3 separate regions of the Homo sapiens genome follow, and regions 1 and 3 are each linked to region 2. A link is a loop called in an ENCODE intact Hi-C map of the cell type or tissue named here. Cell type or tissue: PC-3. All regions are shown on one strand.

Region 1 (8,000 bases), 210 kb before region 2:
TGCTTGGCTTGGCATATGTAATATAAGTGAAAAGATCACCAACAGAAGGGTGCAGGGGAGCTCAACCTGCAGAGTCACAAGCAAATGGAGGCTGCGTGTGGACCTGAGACTGAGACATGCAGAGAAGATGGAGCGGTGGGCTGGAGGGAGCTCGAGGTCAGTGCAGTGACCGAGGTGCCAGTCTGGGAAGCAGAGTGCCACATGTGACAAGAGGGAGTGACATCACATCCTGGTATGCTAACCTCCCCCCAGTCCTGCAGACACCTCCCCCAGATTCTTACACTGCCTGGCTGTATCTGCTTCCTAGGGTTGTCAAGGAAACAAATGACCCTAAACTGATGGGGGCGAGAAGCCTGAAATCAGGGTGTCAGCCAAGTGGGCTCCCTCTGGAGGCCCTTAGGGAGAATCTATCCACATCTCTTTCCTGGCTCCTGGTGGCTCCAGCCATGCTCAGCACTCCTTGGCTGGCAGGCACATTCTCCAGCCTCTGCCTCTGCCTTCACTTCTATCATCACAGGACTTCTCCCTTGTGTCTCTGTGCCTTTTCCTTTTCTGTCTCTTGAAAAGACACCTGCCATTGTTTTTAGGCCCACCAAGGTCTAAATTCAGAATGAGCTCATCTCAAGATTCTTACATTATCTCTGCAAAGACCCTAATTTCAAATGCCCCATTCTGTGGTTCCAGGTAGACATGATTGAGGGTAAGGGGCACTGTTCAACCCAGTACACTGGTTGTGAGGGTGAAGGTTCCAGTCCTCACTATGGCTCCCTCAGTCCTTGCTACAAGACTCCAAAGCATGGGCTTGCTTGGACAAGTGGCTATTCCTTGAAACCTTGAGAACCTTGTTGTTTAAAAGAATAAGTCTCATGGGAGGAGTGTGGGCTTTTCTATGGGCTGAAGTGTCTCAGGTGGTCTCTGAGCCTCATTCTTCAGATCTCAACTTTCTACCAGCCCCAGCTGGTCCAAGATTATTAGGCAACTGGTGGAGATAATGTAGGGAAGGAAGGGTTTGTTAGAGAGAAGACCTGTGTAGTGCTGGAAACAGACACAATTTGTGAGTTGTGGATGGCACAGAGATCCCAGAGCAAGCAGGGATGCTGGGAGGGTGAGTGACAGCAGAGAAACCCTACCTGAGCTTCTTACCAGGCAGTAGCATTGGACTCATACTTACCGCTCTGAGCCTCAGTGTCCTCACCACTTACTCGATTTCACAAATGCCAGTTGGACACCTGTTAGGTTCCAGAACCAGGCTGGGTGGTGGAAACATGGCAGTGGGGAAGGCATGTCCCCACCGGGGCTTGACGAGCTCCCCATATGATGGAGGAGAAAGGCTCATGAAGGACCAAGGGGTCATCAGGCACTAAGGGCTGCAACAGCATTCGGTACAGCACCCTGGGAACACTGGTGGTGAGGTAGGCAGGGAAACACCCCTAAAAGAGGTGATGCCAAGCTGGGTCTTAAAGGAAGCTTAAGAGTCGTTCAGGAAGACAGCAGAGACTACGGTCCCAAGCTAAGCTCATGGCAGGAGCTTGCCCTTGGAAGTGCAGTATGGCCCTTGGAAGTGCTCTGTGTATTCCGAAAGGACATCATCACCTCTACGGGGTTGGAGGGTAGGGACTGTGGTGGAGACTGCTAGAGACAAGCTTGTAGAGAGAAGCAGAAACACTTGAATGCAAAGGAGTTGGGACTTTATTCTGTACCTGCTGGGGGCCGTTGGAGGCTGTTAAGCCTACTGTGTAGGGTGAACAAATTTGCAGTGCAGAAAGATCACTCAGGCAGCAAGAGGGGACAGAGGGCGCAGGCTGGGAGCAGGGAAACAAGCAGGAAGCTATTGCAACAGCCCCGTGAGAGATGACAAGGGCAGTGGCATGCGACGGAGAAGAAGGAGTGGATGCAAGAGGTATGTGAGGAGCAACCTGCACGGGGCTTGGTGACCTCACACCAGCCAGCTTTGCTGACCTGTCTGTGGGTCACAGAAGATAATGGATGTGATGCACTTTGAAAGCTGCAGAGCACCTTGTCTGGGTGCCATGGCTGGTTTTGACCAGATCATGAAATGCAGCCTCTCTCCTCCTCCCTGGCTCATCTCTGCTGCTTGCTTTTGCCTGTAAGCAAGGGAGAGAGGGGAGGTGAAAAACAGAGACATTAAGTGCCAAAGCTTATGTTAATACAGCATTAAGGTTGAAAATGTAATCTCCTAGGAGTCAGGAAATTCCGAACAAGGGGTTTCCATGGCAACCCAGCCACACTGCTCCTCTGTCCATTCGGGCCCTGTTTTCCTTGTTAAATATGATCCCATCGTATATTATATGTTATCGAGTTAAATGTGCTACCCACAGCATGCAGAGCTCCAGCCAGCAGCCCTCAGAGCTGCAGGAAATGAGTGTGTGTGTGTGTGTGTGTGTGTGTGTGTCCAGGGGTGGGAGCCTTCAGAATTCGCCTAATATAACACAGCCACATCTTAGGTCCTCGTATCTAATAAATGAGGTGTAATTCCATTAAGAGCAGCTCCTGTGTACACCAATGAGCAAGGAGGCTGCAAGCCCTGTGTTCAGAAGGGGTCGTTCAGGGTGCCTGCCCCTGCTTGGGGTGGGTAGGTGAGGGACGTGGCAGATTCCATCACATCCCCCACAGGAGTGCCCAGCAGCTCCGGCAGGACCATCCCTGCCACCCGGGGCTGCCTCCTGGATGCAGTTCTGAAGAGGTGAACTGGAATTACCTGACCCAGTGGTTCTTCTCACATGCCAGCCGATTGAAGATCAGCTGTCACTGTTAGTTAGCATCCCAGGGTACACTGGGCACCAGCAAACAGATGCGGAAAGGAAATTTGATGCTTCTCCAAACCCTGTCTCCCCACTAACACACCACAGTGGACAAAAGACTTCCAAAGACTTCCTCGGTGGCAGTGGGAGTTAGAAAGAAGGGGGAAATGACTGTCAGGGAGGGCAGCTAAGTAGTGCAGTGTGTGACGGAGAAACATCTGTAGGATAATACAGCGGAAAAAGCATGGAATGTTAGAATCAGGCTGCCTGACCTCAGCCGTCTCCCAGCCATGCGGTCTTCAGCAAGTCCCTTAATTTCCCTTTGTCTTAGTTTTTTCATCTGCAAAATTGGGATAAAATTACCATTAACCTCACACAGGCTTGTTGGAGGATTAAATGGGATAATTGATGCAAAAGCTCACTGTAAACTTCTAAATCCCTATACAAATGTCACTCTTCCAGGGAGCTCTAGAAAACCATGCTGGATTCTGGACTACTACAGTAGGCTGTAGAAATTTTGTGATTGGTTCTGGAATTCTGCGTTGGGTTCCAGAATTCATGGATGGGTCTAGAACACAGACAGACTTTTTCTGTAAAGACTCAGATCATAAATATTTTGGGATTTGAGGGCCATGCTGTGACTACTCAAGTTTTCTGGAGATAAGAAATGAATGGGCATGGCTGGGTTCCAATAAAACTTTATTTACAAAAACAGAAAGTGAACCAGATTTGACCTGTGAGCTGTACTTTGCCAGCCCGGGTCTACAGTGATCTGTGTAGGAAAGCAGTTTTGTGAGAATGCTACTCCTCTCCTCAGAATTTAACTCTCCCTCTTTGACACCCTCCTATCCTCCCATCTCCCACCCACTCACATCCATACCTCTTTCTTTACCCAGCCAACTCAACCTTCCAAAACCAGTTAGAGTCAGCTGCTCCACGAGCAAATTGCAGTCACTTTTGGCCCTTGCCTGCCTCCCTCACAGACTGTGAGATCCTTCCAGCAACCAGCTATGTTACCCAAGGCCCTAGCCCTTAGTCAATGTTTGGTCAATGTTTGTAGAATAGATGGTATGAAAAAACAACAACAAACAAACAAACAAAACAAAAAACAGAAAACAAAAAAACATCCCAGGGAGCCAGGACATTGTCATTCTCAGGAAATCTGTGAGCTGGGATCGTTTCCAAAATCTCAGGTCTGGGCACCAATCCTCTAGTTATAAGCTACTCCGTCAGGGCTTCTAGAACCATCAGTAGGCAGCATCTTTATAGATGCAGGCCAACTTGTGTGTCCACAACCCAAGCCTGGGGCCAACCTGTTGTCTACATAGGCGTGGTGGTGCCCTGTGGCAGCAGGCCAGATGGGCAGGAGCAGGTCAGCGGAAGGCTATAACCTTAGCGAGAAGGTGACAGCCACAGCACCCCTCCCTCTGAGGGAAGGCGCCCCATGTGATCAAGCACATGTGTTCCTGCTCATGACAGCGCAGCAGCCTCCTCATGCCACCCTCGGGGAGCCTCAGCCTCCTCCAGGCTGATGATGTGGAAACTTCCAGAAGTGCAGCAGCCTCTCAGCTTTCCCATTTGCTAGCTTCCCCCATCCTCCTCCTGGGCACAGCAGACAGGCAGAACCAAGTTGTGTAACTCACCTCTGAGTCACACTTCCCCTGTTTCCCCCAGCACGGCATCTGCTTTCTGCCTGACAGAGCCAGGCTTCCTCGGGACAGCCAGACAGGCGGCTATTGTTCAAAAGTCAGGGCCGGTTTGATGGGCTCTCCCGCCCCCAGTAGATGAGCTAGGAAGATGTCACTTTTAATTACAACGGTGAGGGAATAGGTATAGGTGTGTGCGTGTGTGTGTATGGAGCAGGGTTCCACAGGCTTGTGCAATGTGCGTGTGTCTTCACATCGTGACGTGGGTGTGTCGTTAGTGCAGGCTTGTGTATTGCATAGGTGTGTGATGGGTACATGTGTGCTTGCACACGCAGGGCTTTGTGTGTGCACAGGCAGATGCTTTTGGGTACATGGGAGGCTGTTTTTCCTATACGTGCTGTGTGCCTAAGAATGTCTGCTGTGTGGCCATGTGCTTTCATCCGGGTCTGTGCGTGTCTTTAATTTAGGACTCCTTCTCCTGGAGGATTCGATAGCTTCCACCCTCTAGCCTTGGCAAATGAATATTTTATTACTTTTCTTTTGCCATAGCATTAAGCAGTTTTCCTGCGAAGAGCGAGAGCATGACACACTCCAGCAGACAGAGACAAGGCCTCTGATGTCAGAGCCCTGAAAAGCAAATCACCCTACGACGACGTCCCAGGAGGGCTCGCAGATGCTGGGTGTTAGGGCCATTAACAACTGATGAGTCAGCCCTTTACCCGTTCGTCCGACAGCATTCTCTCGAAATATAAAGCCAGCACACCCATTTCACAGGAGGCTGGAGGGAGCTCCCTGCCACTCCTCCCAAAGCCAGCCCAAAGCTGTTTAATTTTTTTTCTCACTTCCTGGTCCTCCTGTTAGGCAAAAGGCTGAATCCTGGGAACAGAAGATCATCGTATAACCCAGAGCCGGCAAGTGAAAGGTCCTGACTTCTCCCCAGGCTCAGGGTGAGGGCCAGGCAGCCAGGCTGAGAAGGAGCCAAGAACACAGGAGGCAGGAGGCCGTGGAGGCACAGTGGGAACACCGATATCAAGACAGTGAACAAAGACAAGCATGTAAAGGATGGATTCGTAAATAGGTCATCTTTATATTTCACTCCCCCTCGGGACAGTCTGCAAGGCTGGGGAGGACATGTCTCAGGCTGACCCGCTGAGGAATGGGTTGTACACCACCAACTCTAACCTAATTGGTAGAGGGTTGGCTGCCCCCATAGGCAAAACTAGCACCCTGTGCTGCAGGCCCAGGAAGCTTTAGACATAAGGCAAACTGCTGAGAAGGCCAACGGGGTAGGCTCTGCCATAGCACCCCTGAAAGGCAAGTGGCCTGTCCCACGTCTCCAGAGCTGCAGAGCCACGCCAGGCCCTTGCACTCCTGTCTCTCCAGCGGCTCTCTCCATCCACAGTGACTCAGATGGTGGTAGAAGCTCCTAGCTTCCCTGTCTCCCATCTCTCTAGAAGATGGCTTGGAGCAAGAAGTGCTTACTCCGGGACCTTGAGGCTGGGCCCGTGTGGGGCAGGGGCTGCTCCCCACTGCTGGCAGTGAGTCTGCCACCCAAGTTCTCTGAACCAGAGCAGCCAGGATGGGGATGAAACAGAGCCACATCTGAAACTCTGGAGCACTGGAGCTGGAGACATCATTCCTTGGTTCGCTCCTTCCACAGATAGTCACTGGGTGCTGACTGCATGTTCTGGAATAAGTGTAAAAGTCCCCAAACAAGAGCATTAGAAAAATAAACAGTGTAAAGGGGCTGGGTGTGGGGCTCACACCTGTAATCCCAGTACTTTGGGAGGTCAAGGTGAGAGAATTGCATGAGCCTAGGAGTTCGACACCACCCTGGGCAACATGGCAAGACCCTGTCTCTACCAAAAATACAAAAATTAGCCAGGTGTGATGGTGCATGCCTATAGTCCCATCTACTGGGGGTGCTGAGGTGGGAAGATCATTTGAGCCTGGGAGGTTGAGGCTGCAGTGAGCTATGATCTCACCACTGCAGTCCAGCCTGGGCAACAGAGCAAGACCCTTAAGACCCTGTGAAAGAGAAAAAAAAGAAAGAAAGAAAGAAAGAAAGAAAGAAAGAAAGAAAGAAAGAAAGAAAGAAAGAAAGAAAGAAAGAAAGAAAGAGAGAGAGGAAGAAAGAGAAAAAGAAAAAAAGAAAGAGGGAAAGAAAAGAAAGGGAGAGAAAAGGAGAAAGAAAGAAAGAAAGAAAGAAAGAAAGAAAGAAAGAAAGAAAGAAAGAAAAGAAAGAAAGAGAGGAAGGAAGGAAGGAGGGAAGGGAGCGAGGGAGGGAGAAAGAGAGAGAGAGACAGAAAGAAAGAAAGAAAAGAAAGAAAGAAAGAAAGAAAGAAAGAAAGAAAGAAAGAAAGAAAGAAAGAAAAGAAAGAAAGGAGGGAGGGAGGGGGAGAAGGGAAAGGGGAAGGGGAAGGGGAAGGGGAAGGGGAAGGGGAAGGGAAGGATGAACAAACAGGAGCCTCCTGAGGCTTTTCCATGCTCCGCCCCTGCCCCCTTCCCACCCATGAATCCTGATAGCATGTTCTTCGTGCTTTCCTTACACCTCTCATTTACCTGCTCTTCCCTGCTGCTGAACTCTGGCTGGAGTGGTAATAAGAGTCATGATTACTATTACTGCCAAGCTCCTTCTTTGTATTGAGCCTTGTGCCTCCCACACATTGCTTTGCAATAATGTGATGAGTTAGGTTCTAGTATCTGCATTTTACAGATAAAGAAATTGAGGTTCTGAGAAGTCCTGGTTCTCACCTCAGGTCACCCTGCAATGGGCATGGCAGAGATTTGACTGGCTCGATGCCTGTGAAGTGGGTCTTAACACTCTTGTCATAGGTTTCTCACTGGTCTGTGAGCTCCTTGGGGACAGGGCAGTGCCTGACCCACTTGCCTTCAAATGCTCCCCAGAGCTTGGCATCTGGGCCTGCACGGGTGGCCGTCTAGTGGAGGCTCCTTTTGTCTTCTGCTCATCTGACCAGGAGTTCCTGAGTGGCATGTGCCTTAGCAATCATTTGAAGGGTCTGTGGCCAGGCCTGCCCTCAGGCCTCAAGCCACCCCAGTGACCTTCTGCAGCAGCCCTCCCAAAGAAAGAAGTGGGGTTCTTCCCCAAGAAACAGGCAAGCATTGAAACAGGCAGAACAGGAATTCAAAATGTATCCTCACAAGACCCAGCTGTGTGGTCTGGAGCAGGTTACCTAGCATCTCTGGGCCTCTGTTTCCTCCAGTGGGGGATCTGGCCCCTCCCAGGAATGTTATGAGGATGGGACTTGAGTGATATATGGCAGGCCCCAGCAGCAGTGACCCTGACCTTCAGGAAGCTCTCAGCAAATACCGATTCCACCCTGACCAGACTGTGAGCTTTCTGAGGCCAGAGAAAGGGTTTTGCTCGTCTCTCTCTCTAGCATGCCCAGCCCAGGGACTAGCACCACGTGGGGTCCTGCTAAGCGATGCTGCTGTGAAACTGTCCTCAGCCTGGTGGCATTTATAAGAGCTGGCCCTAACATGCAGGCTTGTGAGGTCTCCACCAGAAAACGCACAAGTGTGTGCTTCACAGCCAGGATGCAGGCCTGCAGGTGCTGTTCTTAGAAATCGT
Region 2 (8,000 bases):
GTGCTGGCTCTTGGCCAACTCCTTAAAAAAACTGGAAGCAGTGACTACTTTCTCTTCTCCCTTTTCATAAAGAGATCGCAGAACAGAGGCACTGACCTTGGGCAACCTTGCACCGCAGTGTTTTCCAAAAGACAAAACGCTACAAATCACTGCGGGTGAGCACAGCACACCACCCGCACCCCACCTCCCTTCCACATCCCAGCCCCACCTGAGCAGGACTGCTCTTTTCCTCTCTGTTTTTCCAATTTGGAAGATGCCCCCAGGCAGAGGGAGCAGCTATACCTGGGCAGGGCACGAGGGCCTCAATGTTATGGGATAATGAAGAATCGTGGAGACTTTTTCCCCAAACTCAAACAGCACTTGTTAAGCACAGGCCTGTACCAGACCCCCGGCTGCCCACACTGGCCAGCATTTCCTCCCACCCTATTGAAGCCCTGAGGGGTATGGTTCCCAGCATTTCCAGAGGGGAAGCTGAGGGCCAGAGACCTCGACGACTTACAGCTGACCATGGAGAAGAGGAATAGTCAGAACTTGAACCTGCGACTCGTGACCCTGCGTCTCTCATTCTTTTTGCATTAAGACTCACTCTTTGAATACCTGGTAGAATTCCCTGCAGAGGTGTCAGGCTCTTCGAGCTGGGCCAAAACCAGTGGAAGTCACTGAAAAGTTGATGTCATGTCACAGGAAGCATGATATACACTGACCAGGGACTGATCAGGAAGTTTCTGGGGTACAGGGGCGTTTCCAAGACCTGGTAAAGAAAAGACCAAGGACCTTTCCACCTGGGAGCCTGGAGCACTATGAAATTGGCTCATGCGACAAACATTCCTTGAGCACCTTCTCAGCTCCAGCCCAGGCTCTGGGATGCAGAATGTATGGGACAGGAAATGCCCTCGCATCTTGGAGCTTACATTCTATTTAGGGTAGTGGAGAGGACAACAAAACAACGTAGTGCTCTGAAGAAAGTAAAACAGGGTAATGGGACGGAGAGTGAATGCAGGAGGTGGTGGGGGGACAATATTAGACCTTGACTGAGCGTGGTGAAAGGGAGCTAACCACACGGAGACCCAGGGGCAAAGAATTCCAGCAGCAGAAACACCCTGCAAAGGAAGGGAGATGGGAACTGGTGGGTGAAGTTGGGGAGGAGAAAGGAGGGCAGGGACACCAAGGCACAGTGGGGCCTGGAAGGAATGGGAGGACGGGAGGCCAAAGGTGGCCAGGGCCAGGTCGCAGAAGCCCTACCTGCTGGCCACAGGATGCAGGGCCCCAGGGGAGTGCCATGATCTGATTTTGTTTGTAAACCTCCTCCAGCAGGCAAGTGGAGAAGGGAGCTCCGAGCACAGGCAGGAATGCAGGAAGCCCAATTAGGAGGCCAGCCGGTCATCTGGTGGACCTAAGACAAGGATACAGACAGGAATGGTGGCAATGGAAGTAGTGTGACATGGAGACATTGGGGATCTGGAGAGTCAATAGATTTGGTTGTTAGCAGGAGGCCAGGAGTGACACAGGACGATGGTGAGGACATTCACAGAGACTGGCTCAGGGAGAAATCAAGTGTTGGGTTTAAGCCATGAACACTTTCGTGGAATACCTACTGAGGGTCTGCCCAGCCATCTCCTGGAGTAAATGCCCTTCTTGGGTCTGGAAGATGTGGGGCCTAATGCCAGCTCCAGACAAGGAGGAGGGAGGGGAGGAAGTCCCCTAGTTCTGAGACCTCTTGGAGCATGTAAGTGACAAGGATTCTCTGTGGGGCAGGGCCTGTGCCTTTACACAGCTCCTTCCACTGAATTTATCCCAGCAAAAGAAACCGCGGGGCTAGGCTGGCAATGCCTTATAGCTGAGCCTGCTGCAGGGGAGCAGGGTCGGGGTGCTCCACAGTGAGCCAGGACAGGTTCTCCTGGCTCCCCTTTGTCTGTGTCACCTCAGGCCAGTGGCTCCCCATCCCAGGTGACCAAACACTTATCCCAGCCTCACGCCACAGACAGCTCAGAAGCCGGTCCAGCTCCACCAAAGCACTTCCTGGAGTCAGAAGTATGGCTTTCTTCCAGCCCTGGATGGAAGGGAAAGAAAGGGCACCCAGGGCAGCCGGCCACCCCCTCCCTCCCCTCCTGCAGCCAGAGAAGTTGGTGCTCCCTGCTCAGGACATCCTCCCAACCCCTAACCTCACCTGTAGAGAGATAAGCGGCACTTGGATTGCAGGAACACCATGAAAGCTGGAGAATGTCAGGGCCTGATGGAATTTGAAGTCAGACAAGGAAGGGTTCAGATCCCAGCTCTGCTACCTACTGGGTGACCATAGGAAAGCCGCTTCTATATTGTTTTATCTGAGAATCTTTTTCCTCATCCGTCAAGTAGGGATAGCAGCTACCTATCTCGTAGGCGATTATGTAGAGTAAACACCCCGGCTCACTCCAACTTCTCCTTCAGGTCTCAGGCGTCACATCTCAGAGGTAATTCAGGCCCCCTGGGCCAGGCTGGGCTCCCTGCTAGGTCACCCACCCTAGAATGTATCACACTGTAAAGGGCGGGTCACCATCATGTCCCCGGGACCAGGCACAGCGTCAGACAGTGACAATGCTCAGAAAACTGCTGAGTGAGTGAGAAGCTGCCTCCTCCATCCTCGCCAGTCTCCGCCTCTCTGGAGAGGTGTTCTGCAGTGTCTGGTCACCCTGCAACCACCATGCAAGGAACCAGGGCTGGGCTGTCGCTGAGCAAGAACGCCTGCTCTGGACCTAACCTGCAGCTGGTTATTTAGGGACTCATGTAATTCCACGGTTGGCTGGAGAGCTGGCCCCCAGGGTCAGAGCTGGGAGGATAGGACACATTTGGGAAACCCTCCCACACCCCAAAAAGTGGACCCCCAGTCAGCCCCAAGGCCCAGAGGCAGCGCCGACTGGATGGAAATCTGAGCACTGGATCCAGCCTGCCCACTGTACAGATGGAAAGACTGCAGCTGGGGAGGGCGAGGCTTCCCTGAGCTCACACGGCAGGGACCGCAGCCAGCCTTCCTGTGCATACATGCAGGGAAAATTAGGGCAGGAAGCTCTGGGGATTGGGCTCCTTGCAGCAGCTTGCAGCCTGACAGGCTGCCCAGGCCAGAGAACCAGCCCCGAGGCCTCCTCCTGCCCCAGCTACTGTGGGCAGGCGCCCTGCTGCCCTTCGGAAGCAGCCCACGCCAAGCAGGCAGATGGTCGGCAGGCCCCCTCTTCGAGCCCCTGGGCCCAGATGGCCATCCCCGGCATTAGGTGGGGCATCATAGCAGCAGCAACAGGAAGCCTGCCGCCCGCCAAGGCCCATCGGAGAGGGAGGAGCAGGAGCTCCGGCCGTCTGGCCACCCTGCCCTGCCTCCCAGGGCCTGGCCATTGCTCTAGCTGAGCGACCTAGGAAGGCAGCATGCACAGAGCCAGGGGTCACTTCCAATGGTGCAGACCTCTCCTGGGGAATACTGTTGAAGGTGGCTCCACTCGGGGGGGACACAGCCCAGAACAGATGACTCCTTCCTGGGAGAGTGCCCCCCGCCCCTTCACTGCCTGCTGGTCAGTGACCAAGGGAATTGAGCCTCTCATGCTGCCAGAGACTTCAACCCCTTCAGCCCCTTGCATCTCCAAAGAGCTCCCTGGGGGTCAAGAACAACTATAACAGTAATAATAATAGCTAATGTTCCTTAAGGACCTGCACACTATTTTAAGATCTTTAGAGGTACAACCTCAATCCCTGAGGCAAGGCTATTATTATCATCCCCACTTTACAGATGAGAAAATAGAGGCTCTGAGAAGAAAAGTAAACTTGCCCAAGTCACACAGCTAGGAAATGGCAGGGCCAGGATTCAAACCCAGGCAGCCTGTCTCCAGAGCCCACCTTCCTAAGCACCACACATTTCTGGCTGGGCCCCCGCTGGTGAGTCCCACACAGCACAGTGCAGTGGGGCAGAGAGACACCCTACCTTGGGTTTCTGGGGGTGACTTGTCAGGTAATGAGCTGCCCATCACAGGCACTCACTTGCCTGGGCTGGTGCCTCCTGCAGTGGGCAAGGAGAAGCTCAGGTAAGCACTAAGAAGCAGATGGAAGGAGATATGCCATTGAGAACAGGCGTGTGTGTCTCTGGGAGAAGGCATGGGAGACCTAGAAGGGCAAACACACTTACACACAGCCTCACGCAAGGACACACTCACACGGTTGAACCCCTGATGCTCACACGTGAACACAGACATGAGTGAGCATGTGTGCACATGCATGTGGACACACAGACACACTCAGGCTGTTCTGGAGAGAAGTAGGACTCTACTATGACAACAGGACCAGCCTGAGAGCCCTTAACCTGCAGGAAGAGGTGCCCAATCTTGATGTTTGCCCCCAGAAAAGCATGCAGCAGCCCCTTCCCCTCTCTGAGACTCGACGTCCCCTCCCGTGCAAGGAAGGGGTTGTCTGAGGTCATCTCCAAGATCTTGGGCTCTGTGCCGTCTGGCCAGTCACCTGCGACTCTGTTCCCAGAGCCTGGCAGGGAGCTGTGACTCAGCAGCAAGAAGCCACGCAGGAGCCTGCCCGCAGCCCCCTCCCCTGCCAGCACACACAAAGGGCATCTTGTTACTGCAGCCGGCCAGCGGGAGGGCGGGAGAGGGCTGTGGAGGTGAGAGGCCAGGAAGGAGCCTGTGTCAGCAGCACTGGGGGCAGGGCGGGGAGGAGGCCCAGGCAGGGCTGCTGGCCGGCCACAGGGGCCCCAAGCTGGTGGGGAGGGCCCTTGGGGCAGGCAGCCGCAGGTGGGTGGCTGCAGGGAAAGGCTGGCCCCGGGCTCCTGCATGGAACCCTGTTTATTAAATTCCCTTTTCATTTGTAAGTTACAATCTGAATGAGCTCTCCTGGCAGCAGCTACACCCCTGGAACTTCCCAGCAATGTGGGGCAAAACCCATAGCCCAGGGCTCCCACTCAGAGCCTGAGTCTCGACTCTGCGTGATCGAGACATGGGTGCCCTTTGGATGAGATCATGGCCAGGTCGGTTTTGCCCATCTGTAAAACGGGGTTGCTGAGCTGAGGAGAGCTCGCTGTAACACACTCCCTGGCAAGATAGAAGTCACCTGGCTGGGACGTCCCAGACACAGGTTAGGACACCCTGGTGTCACACTTGCTGCTCCTGCTGTGGGACCCTGGGCAAACCACTTACCCTCTCTGGCCTCAGTTTCCCAGTTTATAAAATGGAGGTAGTGGGAGGTGAGAGGGAACTAGATAGAATATTCTTCCTGGAAATTGCTTGGGAATCATTTTTCCATGTGTCCTACATAGAAAAAGACATGAGACACTCAGGTCCATGCAAGTGAGGGGGTCAATCCAGAGTATATATGTACATGTGTACACACATGTGTACATGTGTGAACATGTGAGCAGACAAGCAGGTGTGTCCCCTCTCGAGTGTGTCCAGCCCTCAGGCCATGCAGGCCCTTCCCTGAGTAGAACAGGGCCCAGGGCAAAGGATTTCCAAGGCTGGTTATTCTTGACACTCAGGGACCCCCTAGACACTAGTGACTGATTTGAGAGGGCCAGGTAAGCTGTGGCCTTGCAGAGACCACTGCTCCAGACACTGTCTCCCCCAAGAATTCAGCAGAACTTGCTGTCAGTTGTCTGTCCACCCTAGACCGCGGTACCACCACTGGGCTGTATCACAAAGGACCCCATATACGTCGCATCCACATGAGTGCTGCCCATCCCCGCCTGAGCTGCACCCACGCCACAGCACTCTGAACTTTCTTGTGTGAGTATCTCACCTTCCCAGTGCCCATCTGTCTCCAGCTCCGCCAGGGAAGGAGCTCTGCATTCTGTCAGGAAAACAGATGGGACAGGCTTTTACGTACTGTGAAGTGCTGTGGGTGCTAGTTGTTCCACTGAATCCTTAAAATCCCACCCATCTCATGAGGTTCACATTCCCATTTAACAGATGAAGAAACGGAGGCCCAGGGGAGTGAGATAGAAGACCCAGGACCTGGATGGCTTCATAAGGGGACATGAGCACCACATCTGTGGTCAGAAGTGGATTCAGAAGCCCAAGGAGATTCAGAAGCTTGAGAATGGATTCAGAAGCTTGAGAAGTACAGACAATGACCCCAGAATCCCGGGCTGAGCCCGGTGACCTCAGTGAGCACAGAACCACCCTGTTAGCTGTGGTCTTAGGGGCAGCCAAGGCCTGTCTATCCAGCGAGCAAGCTAGCCAGCTGTGCTCAGATTCAGACTTCCCATCTGCCCTCCTGCCCATGAGGGATCCCAGGAGGCCTAGCACAGAGGGCTGAACTTCAGACAGAGACCAGCACTGGGGGCTCAGGCCTCAGGCACACCTCACCTGGCTCTTCTCCTGCCCTCCCTGCACCAGGGGCTGAGAGGACAGCAAAGCGCAGCATGGGTGGGCACTTCCCCAGGGCAGGTGGACTGGCATAGGCCAGATGCCGAACTTCCTGGCAATATAACGTCCCACTGACGGCCTGAAATGAGGAGTGGTTACGTGGCCTCTGGGGGCAACATTTAATAAGAGCTGCTATTTTAGGGATCCTAACTTGGCATGAGGCACTTCAAATTTGTTATTTACTTAGCAAATACTCCCCAGTTGCCTTTGAAGTTCTGGGTCCTAGGCGGGTACAAGGACATGATGGGGAATGAAGCAGACACAGCCCCTGCCCTCATGGAGTTCACAGTCTACTGAGGCGGAGGGGGGGCGCCATCTCTAAATAGAGACTCACATATAGATAAGAAACACAGAAGAGACCAGGATTCTACCAGTGTGGGAACCTGTCTGGAACTCAGAACCAAGGAGGACTTCCTAGAGGAAGTAACACTGATCCCAGATCTTCTGAAGAATGAATAAGAGCTATCTAGGCAACCAGGAAGGGAAAAACATTCTAGGCAGACAGAAGCTGAGGCAGGAGAGAGCAGTCTTGTTGACACCTGTAATTTTCATAATAACCTTAAGAGATGGAATAAGGCATCCCATTTTACAACTGAGGAAATTGAAACTCCAAGAGGCCAAATCACCCCAGACCCTACCCATCCAGTTGGGGTGCAGATCCAGACCCCGCACCATGCGCTGTGCATTTCCAGCCTTCAAAGCCTGGCACCTGATGCTGAAGCTTAGGAGGAAAGGTCATGGAGGGAAGAGGCCAGGTCTATCCCTGCCCACAGCCCACATGCAGGAAAGTGAGCGGGGACTCCCACATGTGTTCCCTTGCCCAGTGGCGAGCATCCCACACCCCTCCCAGACAGGGTGAGGGACAGGCATCTCCCCCAACAGCTTTGGAGCTGCTCACCTGTCCAGCAAGGACATGCCCCAGAGCCGCAGCCCCTCACCTGCCCCTACAGCCTGCGGAAAGTGTGGTTGCCTCAGCCTTCCCAGTCACCAGTATGTGAACTGTGGATCCTGCAAGGAGTGAGGGCCTGGGGAGAGCAAGAGGCCTCCCCAGACAACACCTCCCAGGGGAAGTGGCCCTGGCACTGAACCACGAGGACTTTGGATGAAGTGAAATGGAGCAGGGAAGGGAGCTCCAAGTATGGAGCTCAGAGAAGCAAAGGCATGGCAGCAGGGCGCACCAGGGGCAGTAGGGGAATAGTGAGACCTGCCCAGCAGCTGGAGTGTCCCTAATTCTCAGGGGCTACCAAAGCCCTAGCTCCAGAACTGCCCAAGGCCCATCGTGGACCAGACCCAGGACTCAACACAGCCCAAAGGGCACAGTACGAAGACGTAACCTTCCCTTTGGCTCAGTGTGTGAAGTGCTGTGGGTGCTAGCTGTTCCACTGAATCCTCAAAATCTTACCCATCTCATGAGGTTCACATTCCCATTTAACAGATGAAGAAACTGAGGCCCAGGGGAGTGAGATAGAAGACCCAGGACCTGGATGGCACTCCACGAGGGTGTGCTCACTCAGCTCTGGGACACAGATGGGAAAGTGAGCGAACAGACAACATGTGCAGGCCATCCTCACGGAGAGGCCGGTGTGCAGAGCTGCACCCACACCCTGCCCCATC
Region 3 (8,000 bases), 160 kb before region 2:
CCCTCATGCTGAGCTGCAGAAAGCTGGCTTGTTGTCTTATGCAGAGAGCAGTTGAGGATATCAAAGGGAAGATGGGATGTTAAATTTTGAGTGATCAATGTTTAATAGTCTGGGTTGTAAACTGTCATGAGGATGCTCTAGGAGGGGAGCTGTGTGAATTGCAGGGTTTGCCATGTGATGGCTGGAGAGGATCAACCCTCTGGAGGTGCCACGCATCAGCAGGGAGGACAAATGGAGAGTGACGGAGGGTGGATCCACACCCACCAACTGGCCACTCACTGTGGGGACTTGAAGAAAGCATGGACACAATTAGGAAAGAAAGGGTGAGGACATGACCTCCTCTGCCCCAGGAGTGATCCTCCATGCACTGGTTCATCCTTTCAGCCGGATGCTTTAAGTGTAACCCCGTGCCCAAACCAGCTAGGTCAGGGGCAGGGCGGTCCCCAGGGGCCAAAAGAACCTGAGCACTTGCCAGTGAACATCTGTTTGGTTGTTTACTAAAACTTATCTGGAAAATTCCAGCCTTGCCACAACAAGGCATGGAGGGGAAAGGTAGGAGGCAGTGTGGGTCCAAGGGGAGGGTGATGCTGGGATGGACTGGGACCTGGAGAGGTGGCACTGGTGTCCCTCTCTTTTCTGGATGTCCTAACATCCAGTGGGCTCTGCCGTTTACTCAGAAAGGAGGAGAAGGGAGGAGAAGGTGGGGAGGTGAAGCCCCTTGCCTGTGATCACCCGGCTGCAGCAGATCAGGTCTTCTCAGGGCCAGGCACTCTGTCCCTACCCTTGCAGGCTGCCTCTGCAGCAGAGAATGCAAGATTGTGGGTCCCAGCTCCAGCTCTGTTGCCTTTGCAGCTCACACGTTCTCATCAGTACAGGCCGTATGGCCCAGACATGGCAGTGAGTAGGGAGGAGCTCTTCCTAAAAGCTTTCTTGGCCAGAGAGCAAAAGACAGGCTGAGCGTCCCTGACGGCTGCCTTCTTCTGTACCCAAATTTGAGCATCACAAGAGGATCAGGAAAGTCTTAGAATGGTCTCTTGGGGAGGTCCACCTGAGCCCAGGAATATGGGGGAGCCACAGGCACAAGGGCAAACCCCAGAATACCAGCTCCCTGGGCCAGGCCAGGCAGGGACTGCTGGACCCCACATGGGCGCCTGCCGTCTCCTCAGCAAAAGGCAATTTCACGACTCTCTGGGAGAGAAAAGATTTTATTTACTTCTTTTCAAAAGCTTCAGAATTCTTCCTGAACATCAAATAACTCCTGGCAAACACATCCTGATGAGTAACATGGAGTGAAATAGAACCAGATGGGCAGGCTCACTCCGGGCGTTGTGCTGGAGGAGGAAGGGCGAGTCCCACTTGGAGAGAGGCTGGGCTCCAGGCCGCAGGAAGCGCGTGGGGAGGGGGCACAGCCGTTCAGGCAGAGAGGGGCGAGTCCCCAGGACCCTGCCAGGAGACAGAGCCACTCCGCCTGCCATCTGGCTTTCTTGGGAGGAGAACAGAGGAGGGGCCTGGGGCAGCCAGTTGTACCCTGGGGTGAGGATTAAGCTGAGACTGGCAGGATGGCCACGGGGCCCTGCTGCGGGGGCTTGGGTCCTGTGGTGGGCAGTGAGGACACTGGGTGTTTTGTAGAGTCCCAGGAGACCCTCCTGGGGTAGACTCAGCTAGCTAGCTCCACAATAGCTGCTCCCCTTTTCTTTCTTACAAATGGAACCCTTGAATTTGTTCAAATCAGCAGAAGTGCTGCATGTCCCACCTCCCTGTCAACCAGGGGAGACCCTGTGACAGACCTGGCCAACCAGAAGCATGAGTTTCTGGAGGGCATGACTGGAAAGCTTTGCCCTTCTCCTTTAGCCGCTGCTCTTTCCCCTGCCCTGTGTCTGACCTCCAGACATGAGCGTGAGGCTGCAGGGGGATCTGCCATCTTCATCTTGAGCTGTGAGATAACCAAAGACGGCGGAAGAGCAGGAAGCAGCCCGGGCCCCCATGGCTTCATGGAGCCCCCACACTGTCCTTGGACCTTCATCACTGTTAGATGAAGCAGCTGTTCTTTGGATCCTCCATGACACATGGTCGAAGGCGATCCCTACGCCAAGATCGGTGGCCCCTCCGTTTAGAGCCTCCTGGCCTTTGCTCATCTCCTCCTCCCCTCCTGGGGCTCTCCTTCCTCTCCTCGCCCCCTTTCCAGTTGCCAAGGCTGGGCTCCAAGGCCTTCTTCTGCCAGAGGCTGCATCCCTGCCACCACTGCTGGCCTCAGGCCATCCCCTCATCCCCTTTCTAAGTCTACCTGAAATCTCCAGCCCTGATGTTCTGCCCCGCTACCCACAGGCCTGCCACGCCAATTTCCTGTCTTTTCAGGATCAACTTGTTAGGATCCAAAGTGTTAACTCCCTAGTTTGCCTGGGACTGAGGGGTCTTGACACAGGACTATCTGGGTTTGCAACACTGGGCCCACTGCCTGTCCCTGTCTGTCCACTGACCTGGTACCAGCACCAGACTCGGGCCCCTAGAAGGCTGTCATCATTACACCCCCAGTGCCTGACTGTTTATGTATATATATGTAGCTGGCAGTCAGTTTGTTGAATGAATGAATGAATGAATCTGTTTCCTCCAAGCAGAGCATACATTCTATTTGTTTTAAATAATAGTTAAACAAGGATAGTCTACATTTGTCATGTTTTGCAAGTCCCACCTCCACAACCCCTCACTAACAACAGCCTGATTTCCTTTCAGAATTTGCCTCTTTCCCATTGTGTGTGTTCTTGGTAGAGGAGGATTCTAGGCTCCTGCCTCCCATTACAAAAGCCAAAAGGCCAAATCCAGCTCCCCACGTCTCCTGGTCCTCCCCAGGGAGCAGGCACGTGCCCCAACCTCTTTTCTGAGAGTTTGCATCTGGAGGGAGGGATGCAGGGTGTCGGACAGGCTTCTTGGTTACCAGCAACAGAATCCAACTTGGTCAGGATTGAAGCAGAAAGGAGAATGTGTTCCAAAGGAGGTGAGGTAGCTCACAGATTCACAGGGAAGGCTGGGAACCAGGCTCAGAAACAGGCAGCATCAAGGCAGTCCGGGCCATAGTCAGGATCCCAGCCAAAGTGTCCTTAGGAAGCCAGCCCCACGTGAACATCGCTGCCCAGGCTGCCACAGCTTGCTCCAGATGCCAGGCACAGACACTGCTATTCTGAACAGCACTGCCCCTGGAAGTGGACACGGCTGCTATGATTGTTGCCCCAGCCTCCTACCACCAGCATAGATGTGTCTTGCCCTGTTCCATGCCATTGCTTCCTCCAGTCACCAACCTGGGCACATGCCTTTGCATGGACTCAAAGGGCATGGGAACTATGCAGATTTGCAGCCCAGTCCATGGTGGGAGGCTGACTCTGCCACTCCCCAACCCCAACACTTTTAAGGTAGGGGATTTATCAAGCCTAGAAAGAAGGGGTCATCCGATGACAGACAACCAGAAAGAATGACAGAAGCCACTAGACCCGGAGACAGAGGACAAGGTTGGAGGGCGTTTGTCTCAGCCTTGGCAGCATGCGGACCAGATGTTTCCCACTACAAGGTGGTGGCTGTGGCTCCTAATCCAGGCCCTTGGCAGAGGCCTGGGCTCCCGCCTTCCCCAAGCCTGCTTCTCTGGGCTCCTGTCACTTCTGTGAGCTCCCGACATCCTGCCAATAAATTCCTTTTTGCTTAAGTTAACCAGTGTTAGTGTCTGCTGGCTGAAACCAAGCAACGCTAAGTGAAACCACATGTAAACACGAGTACATGCTGCTTGTAAAACACTAAGACAGTCCTGATAAGGCTGCAGGCCTCCTGACACCACCCCTTCCAACATTCTTTCCAAAAGAAACCACTGGTATAAGCTGGATGTGTGTGTCTCAGAACTGACTTGTGCTTCTATCCCAAGTATGGAGCCCTAGTAGATTTTACCTAGAAACAATATTCTACTTCATTGAACCTAAGATGCCTTCCATTGTAAGTTGTGCCACTATTTTATGTGCTACCAGGAAGGAAAAATAGTTGCCGACTAAACAATGACCCAACATTAAGAGCTGTCAATTGCTGGTTTAAGATGTGAAAAAATGTGTGTATATTAAAACAGATGAAATATGGTCACAGTAACAACTGTTTCACCCTTACCATGGGCCAGGCACTTTCACTAGTATTTTGCTCATGTTAACTCAGTTAATCATTTAATATGCTCAATAATTCCTTGAGGTTGAAATATAATTATCCATATTTTACAGATGAGCAAACTGAGGTACAGTTACATTCAGTTGCCTGCTCAAAGTTACAAATCTAGCAAGTGGCAGAGCTACAAGTCAAAGAAATTCTGGATTTTAGAGCTTTCTCTCTTAACTACCAGTGTTATAGTGTCTGTGTGTGAGCGCAAGTATGTGCTTGTGTGTATGTATACATATGTACATGTATATGTGCACAAGATTACAGAATTGTACATTTTTTCACTTAAGAAGTATTATGCTGTATGTATCACTCTGCCCCTTGCTTTGTTAATCCAATAGGCTCTTGCATAAACATCGTCCCATTCTTTCTAGCTGCTGAAGTATACTCTTACCATAAAGTCTCTAGCCATTCTCCTACTCGTGGTCACTAAGGTTGTTTCCATTTCTGACACTTATACCAGCAAGGCTGCAGTACACACCCTTAAACAGGCCTCCATGAGCCCATGCATAAGTGTTTCTCTTAGCTAAATAGAGAAAAGTGGAACTGCCACATCATAAGGTATGTGCATTTTGAATTTTAATGGATAAACCAGCCCCTCATCCCATCAAAGCTACCACAATGATTTGCACCCCACCAGCAACTAACTTGGGCACATGTGTGTGATTTGTATCCCAGACTCCTCCTCACCAAATCCGAGGGCTGTCCAAGACCTCATCCTCCACAGCAACTGTGAGGCTTTCAATTTGCCTGACCTGCTCCCCACCCTGGAAGTTCCTCCTCCCTTGGCATCTAGGAAAATCCACATTGTTGGGGCTGCCACTACACAACTTCTTGTCTCAGTCACTCACTCCTCACTCTGTCCAGCTGTGTTGCAGAGGGGACTTTCTCAAGAGGAGTGGCATGTGATATTAAGAAGCATTCTGAGGTGACAAGAAAGGGCCTCCACTGTCACATAGGTCTGGCAGACACTGGGAAAAGCAAAGCTGTTTCAGGACTTCTTAGGGCCTTTATTGAGTGAGCTACTGTGTGATTGCAATCTCCAGAGAAGGCAGGAGGAGCCACAGAGGAGTAACTCCTACTGGTTCCACACAGTGGGCGTGTGTGCTGAGCCAGACAGGGATGCAAGCAACTCAGGGCCATCCTCCCCTTCCTGCCCTCCACTGAGGCCAGGTCCCCAGACCCTTTCCTCTCCCCATGTCTGCCTGCACCATGACCCACTCTCCACAATCTTCCTGGGCAAGGCAGAGGAAAGAAAGCTGGCCAGGAGCCAGGAGGCCTGACCACACCTTTGAAGTTTAAGGTCTTGAGTCAGTTACCTAACTTCTCTATGCGTCAGTTTCCTTGCCTGTAAAATGAGGAAAATACAGTACCTACCTAGGATACTATGTGCAGTATAAAAGCATTAATACACAGAGCATGCAGAATAGCACTTTGTGTGGAGTGAGACCCTAGCATGCCTTTGCTGCAGGAAGGCAGTAGCACTGGGTTCCAGTTTTGGCTCCATTGCCCACTTCTGTGTGACCTTGACTCCATGACTGCCTTCCTCTGGACCTCTGTTGCCTCATTTTATAACAGGGGCAGCTGGGCCAAATTTGAGGATTGAAAGAGTTCCTGCCTTCAAGGGCTCCTAGCCTGTGTCTCAGTCAACCTTGGCTTTCCCAGAGCTCAACACGGACATGACCATGGGGCCCATGCTCAGTGACTGTGGGGTGGGCTGGATTGAACAAAGTGGTCCCTGCAAGATATGGGAGGGGGCGCACTGACTAAATGAATCAACAGGACAGCCAACAGCCCTGGGACAGTCTCCAAGGCAGGATGCTGGGGGAGGCAGGAGCCAGACGAGACAAACACTCGAGGGTGTTATCAGACCATTAGGAACCTGGAAGAGGTGGGAAGTACTCAGGAAAGGTTTCCCAAAGAGGGAGGGACTCGAGATCAGCCAGGAATGATGAGTATGATTTTGCTTAGCTCCAGGGAATAAAATTAGGTACTGCAAGAGCAATTTTCACAGAACAGTCTCCAAGCGGAGAGAGCAGGGCTGGGGTGAAGGCTTGGTGGTGAAAATTCAGGCATCTGTGCAGATGTCTGGGGCACTTCCCTCCGCTTGGGTGTGAGGCAGACACAGCTACCCTGCCCAGCCTGTGCAGAGATTAGATCTATCCCCTCGCAAACAAAGCCAGGGTCTCCCACCCCCTCCACAGGCTTACCCCAGTCCTCACTGGGCTAAGCACAGCTCCGTGGGCTTAACAATCCCCCAGAGAAAGAGGGATCCTCGACAGAGACAAATGAGACACGACATCTTCCTCCCTCAGCTGCCCGGGAGACCCAGACATCCCTCACACCCGAGACGAGCTCCAGCCCTCCGCTCTCTCATTATCTTTGCTGGGGTGTCCTCAGGCCAAAATAACGCACCCAACCCCTGCCTGTACCTGGGTGTCATTATGATGACTCCTACTTGAAATTATTTGTTTTTCTCTATTGATCTTGCTTCGACACTGGAAAAATGTATTCTTTGTACAGCATTCCCAAGGGTTTAATTTGTCCATGTTGGAAGCCTTTTTTAATAGGATTCTGCCCCATTGTTTATTCTGAACATTGAGTTCCGAGAGTCGAGATTCAGCTCTTTTAATAGAAACTCATTACCAGGGTCCCTCTGCATCAGAAAACTGATACTGACACTGCGAGGAGGAGACAAATTAGGAGCCTGCCAAGGGCCCGTCTGATCAGAAGGCCCCATGAGAGGCGACGTTGCCATCCAATACCTGCCACCCTCCTCCTGTTCGGAGACCTAGGGGGTGACAGCCACCAGCTGGGCAGACCCAAGCAGCCCCTCCACCCCTGACCAGTTTCTTTCTCAGAAAACTCTACCTTGAGTGGACCCTGGTCTCCTAGAGCAGTGTTTCTCAAAGCCTGATCTGTGGGACCCTGCATCAGAATCCCTTGGTGTCCTGGGGCCAATTCAGGTGGTCAGGTCTCCTCCAGACAGTACTGCCCTTAGACGCCTGCCATGGGGCCCATACCACAGGGGGCTTCCTTGAGGGACTTCCTTCTGTTCACGACTAGTTGGGTTGGCAGTGCCATCCAGGAGGCATACCCCACACCTGGACCCATTGTGAACCCCCATCCCCATTTGTTTCTCTACCCCTGCCCCCTACTGCCTCCAGGAGCTGGCCAGATGTCCCAAAGAGCCCTGAGGGCTCATGCATATGGGGTCAGCCCAGAGCCCTGTGGTGGGCCCCTGCCCCAGGCAGGCAGCCTGGTGAGTGGACTGCTCCCACTGGCCAGCAAAGTTTTTATTTCACAGCATCACATGAGATGGAGTCAGCAGAATGGCGCTCACATGATTTTGAGTGGCTCAAATGGTTTATGTAGACAGCCTTCCCTGCAAAACAGAAAATATACTGGCCTGAAGCCCTGTACACCCCAGGGGCAGCCATGCCTCCAGATCTACTACAACAGACCACTGAGGAACCCAGGAAATTCAGGATATACCAGAAGAATAGTGACGAAAAGAAAGAGCATGGGTTTTAGAGTTATTCAAAGCTGAGCTCAAGCTGAGATTTGCAGCCAATCAGCTGGGTGATATGAGCAAGTTACTAACCCTCTCTGGACCTCACTTTGCACTCATAAACATTTTTGCTTCAGGGTGGCTTTAATAGTTCTTTCTGGAACAAGATAGCCTGCAAATCACACATATATGAAACTGGGACCATGCTTGTGATGTACCCAGAATCATACCTGGCATGTGATACGAACCTGGAATCATTTATTTGTTCAATCAACAAATATTTATTGAGATTCTGCTATGTGCCAGGCAC

What was found. Hi-C counts contacts between places; a loop is a spot of excess contacts. Peaks named below come from ENCODE experiments on the same cell type or tissue, not always from the same donor. Only the 100,000 strongest peaks of a DNase experiment are listed, where the experiment ranks them.
Region 1: a loop joins it to region 2, with 4 times the contacts of the local background. A loop is called at or near these places in 9 of 110 quality-filtered maps.
Region 3: it touches region 2 in a loop (5-fold over the local background); 8 of 110 quality-filtered maps call a loop at or near these places.

Annotation. Positions count from the first base shown.
Region 1 is chr10:78,752,602-78,760,601 of GRCh38, forward strand. No RefSeq gene overlaps it. Among named protein-coding and RNA genes, the nearest start is that of ZMIZ1-AS1, 310 kb to the right of the region's middle. RefSeq lists enhancers at 3,716-4,354, 4,994-5,632, 5,633-6,270. In PC-3, CTCF peaks have their summits at 361 (motif pointing left) and 4,561; DNase peaks (open chromatin) are centred at 4,400 and 5,100; H3K4me3 peaks cover 434 bases; H3K27ac peaks cover 2,354 bases.
Region 2 is chr10:78,960,657-78,968,656 of GRCh38, forward strand. It overlaps ZMIZ1-AS1 (ZMIZ1 antisense RNA 1), which reads right to left. Exons shown (of 10, transcript NR_024431.2): 6 at 2,168-2,230; 7 at 1,243-1,393; 8 at 598-751. Among named protein-coding and RNA genes, the nearest start is that of ZMIZ1-AS1, 100 kb to the right of the region's middle. RefSeq lists enhancers at 4,073-4,633, 6,392-6,891, 6,898-7,681. In PC-3, a CTCF peak has its summit at 4,113; a DNase peak (open chromatin) is centred at 4,555; H3K4me3 peaks cover 367 bases; H3K27ac peaks cover 2,747 bases.
Region 3 is chr10:78,801,690-78,809,689 of GRCh38, forward strand. No RefSeq gene overlaps it. Among named protein-coding and RNA genes, the nearest start is that of ZMIZ1-AS1, 260 kb to the right of the region's middle. RefSeq lists an enhancer at 1-317. In PC-3, no CTCF peak of the experiment used is centred here; DNase peaks (open chromatin) are centred at 1,302, 3,732 and 5,452; H3K27ac peaks cover 2,957 bases.